Regions from separate parts of the Homo sapiens genome. Here region 1 is linked to region 2. A link is a loop called in an ENCODE intact Hi-C map of the cell type or tissue named here. Cell type or tissue: heart right ventricle. All regions are shown on one strand. Each heading gives the region's core, and the rest is flanking DNA. Links, peaks and the distances in the headings are about the cores only.

Region 1 (2,910 bases), core at 282-2,781, 110 kb before region 2:
TGGACTCCATCGGGTGCATTTTTTTTTCTTTTCTTTTCTTTTTTTTTTTTTTTTTTGAGACAGAGGTCTTGCTCTGTCGCCCAGGCTGGAGTACAGTGACGTGATCTCTATTCATTGCAACCTCTGCCTCCCGGGTTCAAGCAATTCTCCTGCCTCAGCCTCCCGAGTAGCTGGGACTACAAGTGTGCGCCACCAGGCCCAGATAATTTTTGTATTTTTTAGTAGAGACGGGGTTTCACCATGCTGGCCAGGCTGGTCTCAAACTCCTAACCTTGTGATTTGCCTGCGTTGGCCTCCCAAAGTGCTAGGATTACAGGCGTGAGCCACCATGCCCGGCCTCAACACTTTTCTTTCCCGGAGGACTAAAACATCCACATAGACAGAGCAGTGTTTATTCTGTTTGCAGCTGTCTCCCAGCATCTGGGAACTTAAGGAGGCTTCTGAGGAGGCTTCTGGGGAGTGGCCAAGGCCACTCCCACTGCCAAATGGCAGGTCCGGGATCATCCACTCCTTTCTGCAGGGACCAGCAACTTGGTGGGAGGAAATAGGCCTTGGATATAAACATCTTGGGCTTAGATCCTGGCTCCGCCTTTTAAAACAAGGCAGCAGACTTCCCATCCACATATTTCCACATGCAAACAGCAGGGACGGTGGTATCTGCTCCTGGGTAGAGCAAGGATTTGGAAGGATGGTAACTGACACCAGGCCTGGCAACCAGTGGGCACTCAGGAAGTGCTAGCTCCCCAATTCCTCCAGCTCACATCAGAGAAGCTGATACTTAGACTGACTTAGACCTTTTTTTTTTTTGAGACAGAGTCTCGCTGTGTCGCCCAGGCTGGAGTGCAGTGGCGCAATCTCAGCTAATTACAACCTCCGCCTCCTGGGTTCAAGCAATTCTCCTGCCTCAGCCTCCCCAGTAGCTGGGATTACAGGCACCTGCCACTATGCACAGCTAATTTTTCATATTTTTAGTAGAGGCAGGGTTTCACCATGTTGGTCAGGCTGGTCTTAAACTCCTGACCTCAGGTGATCCGCCTACCTTGGCCTCCCAAAGTGCTGGGATTACAGGCGTGAGCCACTGTGCCCGGCCTCTTAGACTTCTTTTTTTTTTTTTTTTTTTTTTTGAGACAGAGTCTCGCTCTGTCACCAGGCTGGAGTGCAGTGGTGTGATATCTCAGCTCACTGCAACCTCCGCCTCCTGGGTTCAAGCGATTCTTGTGCCTCAGCCTCCTGAGTAGCTGGGATTACAGGCACGTGCCACCACATCCAGCTAATTTTTGTATTTTTAGTAGAGACAGAGTTTCACCACGTTGGCCAGGCTGGTCTTGAACTCCTGGCCTCATGATCCGCCCACCTCAGCCTCCCAAAGTGCTGGGATTACAGGCGTGAGCCACTGCGCACGGCCTCTTAGGCTTCTTCTTCTTTTTTTTAATTTTATTTATTATTATACTTTAAGTTTTAGGGTACATGTGCACAATGTGCAGGTTTGTTACATATGTATACATGTGCCATGTTGGTGTGCTGCACCCATTAACTTGTCATTTAGCATTAGGTATATCTCCTAATGCTATTCCTCCCCCCTCCCCGCTTAGTAGACTTGTCCTCCTTCCTAGCTGCTGATGGTTCTCAAGTAAGCCTTGAGTAGCATCGCCAGGGGGCGCTGGCAGTAACAGAACCAGCTTGGAAGCGATCTTCACAGACTTGCTGACTTGGCAAACAGCCCTGACACTGTGGGGTTTTTGGACTTTTGCCTATCAGTGGAAAATGTCGCCCTTCTGGTTCCCTAATATCTGGTTTGGTTAATCACCTCCCATGAACTTTGACTCTGCCAGTGTTTCCAGCTCTAAAAAGCCTCTGAACCTGAGTTGGAACTAATTCAACAACAGGACTTGTTAGCAAATGTCTTCAGCCTAACCACCCCCAAACTGAGCTGAGGCACCCCGGGGCACTGCAGATAACTCAGAAGGGCGCCAAATGGATATCTGACATTTGAGGGAAACGGCCACCGCAGTATCTGCAGGACACCGCGTGAACTACTCGCTCGAGACAGTTCAGCTTCAAAGTACGATCACGCACGTGACATTCCCTTTGATAATGTATCTCTATGAAGCTATGTTTTTGCAGGTCACTGTGATTAAAAGTACTTCAAGGAGAAAATGTGGGATATGAAGGTGGTGGTGTCCTATCTGATTTCAAGGGTTGAGATGTGCAACAAGGCATACATCCCGTTAATAATCTGGCGGTTTGGAAATGGAAGGACCCTTTTTCTTTCAACTTATGTCACGCTTTTCAAATGGCTACTAAGTTGTTAGGATAAAGACTTATTATTCGACCTCACTGCTTCATAAACAGAACTGTTGGGTATTTGTTTTGGCCTGGGTTGCCCTGAAACAATGACTGAGATATTAACAGGGCTGTGATCCAAAAGAGTTGGGGAAACTTGGCTTTAACTTTGCAGAAATCTGTAAGTCCTCTTAGAGTGTCCCGTCCATGCTAAAAATATTTCCAACCACCCAGACCAAAGAGGTGGGAGGAGATACTTCAAAATACAAGGTGCTTTAGAAGTCGGTGCCAGAGGAGAAAGCAGCCCAGCCTTCCAGGCCAAGCTGGCTGCCCGTCTGGCCACCCCTCCTCTCTGAACTTCCGTGTTCCTCATCCGTAAAATGAGGGGGCTGGACTGCGATGAGGATATTCATGAGAACTAAGATCTAATGCCCACTTATCATTTCCCAGGCACCGGTAAAGCCCTTTCTAAGCATTAGTTATTCAGATCTTACAATAGCCTGTAAGCTGGTGGGATCATTATCCCCATTTTATAGATGAAGAAGCTGAAGCCTGGGCAAGTAATTTGCCCAAGGTCACTGGGTATAAGAGATCACAGCAGCGCTTTTACTCGGGCAAGCCTGACTC
Region 2 (2,910 bases), core at 128-2,627:
GGGGCCTGGCAGCAGAAGGGCAGCAGTTACAGCTGGCTGGATGGGTGAGCTTGCCTAGGGAGGGGGCAGAGTGAGCTGAGCAGAGGAGAGGGCGGCCTGCCAGCATTTACAGGCCACAGGGGAACGAGTGCCCACAAGGAAAACCACCAAGGAGCAATCAGAGGGGCAACCAGTCACAGGAGGAGGCTTCAAAGATATGACAACTGGCACATTCATGCATTTATTCAATCTAACTTCACTTGACCCCTTCTGTGTGCCAAGCTCTGGGTGATCAGAAATGAATGAGAAGCCTCTGGAGGTGACAGGTGTGTTGTGTGCCAGTGACGAGACCAGGCCACATGAAGGAGATTCTATTACGAAGTCCACATGCCCATGCATTGTGGGGGCACAGATGATGGGGGCTCACATTTTTTAAGCCTGATATATGCAAGGCCCTGGGGAAGGCTTCGTGGTGGTGGGGCAGGAGGCAGAGAATGGGGGCGAGGGCGTGGCGGCGAGACCCACATGGCTTGCACGGACAGCAGAGGCATCCCGGGAGGCTGGGCATTGGCGTGAGAGCGGAGAGAGTCAGCCAGAGGACAAGGAGCCGAGGACGGGGCAAAGATCGCACAGGGAGAGTGAGCTGAGCTCTGAAGGGCATGGAGGACCCGTGCGGGTTTTGAGGAGAGTACCTGCTGCTCAGGAATGTTCCACCAAGCAGACAGGAGTCAGAGGCGGCTGAATGCCAAGGCCCCTGGGATACTGGGGACAGAGCACCTCTTCCTGGCTCCTCAGCACTTAGCAGGTGCCAGAGCTCAGTAAGCGCCCACTCTGCGCCCTGCACAAGTGCGGGATCCACGCAGCCCACAGCATGCTGGGTAAGGCACTGAGTGGGGGGCGGTGGGGCATCTGGAAAGGCATCTTGCAGGGAGGCAAGAGCCAGGTATAGAGCGTGGGAGCAAAGAGGGGCTAGCACACGCTCCAGGGTCTGGGGAGACTTCTCTTGGGAGAATCCTTGGTTGCTGAGGATGGGAAGGATGGGTGAGGCAGAGGTGCCAATGCCCGGCCCGGTGGCCTGAGCCCAGATCCGCCCTCTGATGGGGAACCCCAGGCCCACAGGGACCTCCCTCTGCCTGACCCCAGACCTCCTCTTCCTGGTCCAAGCCTCACCTCACCTTCTCCTCGACTACATGTCATCAGCCTCATCCCCCAGCCTCGAAGCTCAGGATTGGCCGGAAACATGGGGGCTGGGGTCAAGAGAGGGCGAAGACTTCAGGATTCTCTTGGCCCCATGCATAGCAGCCCAAAACTCCCTCTAACACTCCCTGCTGTTCCCGCCTCGGAATCGCCCCTTGGGCAAAAGGCCTCTGGCGCCCCCTACTGGCAGTTCAGCTTCAAGACTCCCAAGCCCTCACGCTTCAACCCTGTCTGAAGTGAGGTCCAGCCTGAACACTTCTAGGGCCAATTCCAGGCTGCAGAGAGGTGGTGTGGGGCCTGGGCCAGGACGGAAGTCTTGTGATATTTCCTTGAACACCAGCAGCTTCCTAATTGGTCCCCTCCCTCCCTCCTTCAGCCACAGCTGGGAAAATCTCTTTAAAAGCATATTTGTAGGATACCACTCAGGAGTAACAAGTAATGAACTATTGATACCCAACAATGACTTGAATGGATCCTAAGGGCATTATGCAGAGTGCAAAAAGCCAGCCTTGCAAGGTTGCATACTGTATATTTCCATCCATTAACATTCTCAAAAGAAGCAAATTATAGAGATGGATAAAGACAAGGTTGCCAGGGATTAGGGAAGGAGCGGGAGGATGTCAGTGGAAAGGGAAGCATAAGAAGTTTCTTTTGAGATGATGGAACATTCTGTATCTTGGTTGCTGCAGTGCTGGCTATACATGAATCTATGCATGTGATAAAATGTCATGGAATTATACACAAAGACAAACAAAAATGAGTGCATGCAAAGAATGGTGAAATCAAGCAAGGTCTATAGTTAGTTACATCGCTTTCCTGGTTTTGATAAGGCACAATGGTTACGTAAGACGGCACCACCAGGGGAAGCCAGGTGCTGGCTGCACCAGGCCTGTCTGTACTATTTATGTAACTTCTTGTAAGTCAATAATTCTTTCAAAATAAAAAGTTTATAAAAACGGAAAAGCATCTCTGGCCATATTGTCCACCTGGTCATCACCTAGTGGCACCCACTGGGCCATAAAGGATGAAGTCCATTCTCCCAGCAGGGCACAGAGCCCTTCATGGGCTGGCCCTTTCTTCTGGAATGACATTTGCCATCTCTCTTAATATACCAAGCCCTGCTCTGAGACTGGCAACGAAACAAGAATATCCACTCTTGGAGGACACAGGGGGCTGTACCTCACTCACAGCTCCAGTTCTACCCGGCAGGGCCTCTCTTGTTGATACCAGTGGGTCCCCTCCTGTACTGGCCTGAGGAGACAGTCATCTGCTTCTGATGCTCTTGCCCAAGCCAGACAAAAGTACCTTTCCCTACAACACTGCTGGACTGAAGACTTGAAAAAGGACGGCTCCAGTGCTCTGAAAACCAAAGAGTCACTGGCTCAATGTGCTCTACTGTCCACCAGGCGATCTGGCTGCACCCCAGGGGCTCCTCTACAGCCCTTCCACGTCTTGTCCCACCGCAGAGGCTGTCTCACCCCAGGACCCAGGACTATCCTTGGGCCTGAGGAACAAAGACTATCAAGACTTTGCAAATGTTCCAGGTGCAAATGTTCCACCACCAGGTGCTGGGCCGTGCGTGTTGCACATGTCATTTTATAATGGTGAGAAGTTTCTGAGGTAGGCGTGAATTCCTAACTTTACAGATGAGCACACTGAAGTGAACCACTTGCCCAAGATCACTTTATAGGAAATGGCAGAGCTAGGGATTGAACTCCAGCTGTCTTCCTTTTC

Evidence for each region. Hi-C counts contacts between places; a loop is a spot of excess contacts. Peaks named below come from ENCODE experiments on the same cell type or tissue, not always from the same donor. Only the 100,000 strongest peaks of a DNase experiment are listed, where the experiment ranks them.
Region 1: a loop joins it to region 2, with 10 times the contacts of the local background. A loop is called at or near these places in 108 of 110 quality-filtered maps.

The regions. Positions count from the first base shown.
Region 1 is chr17:45,275,723-45,278,632 of GRCh38, forward strand. The region is part of intron 6 of MAP3K14 (mitogen-activated protein kinase kinase kinase 14); the gene reads right to left. Among named protein-coding and RNA genes, the nearest start is that of SPATA32, 15 kb to the left of the region's middle. In heart right ventricle, for the core only: a CTCF peak has its summit at 1,655 (motif pointing right); a DNase peak (open chromatin) is centred at 1,679; H3K27ac peaks cover 2,414 bases.
Region 2 is chr17:45,384,358-45,387,267 of GRCh38, forward strand. No RefSeq gene overlaps it. Among named protein-coding and RNA genes, the nearest start is that of ARHGAP27, 47 kb to the right of the region's middle. RefSeq lists an enhancer at 522-1,489. In heart right ventricle, for the core only: a CTCF peak has its summit at 1,365 (motif pointing left); a DNase peak (open chromatin) is centred at 1,354; H3K27ac peaks cover 1,107 bases.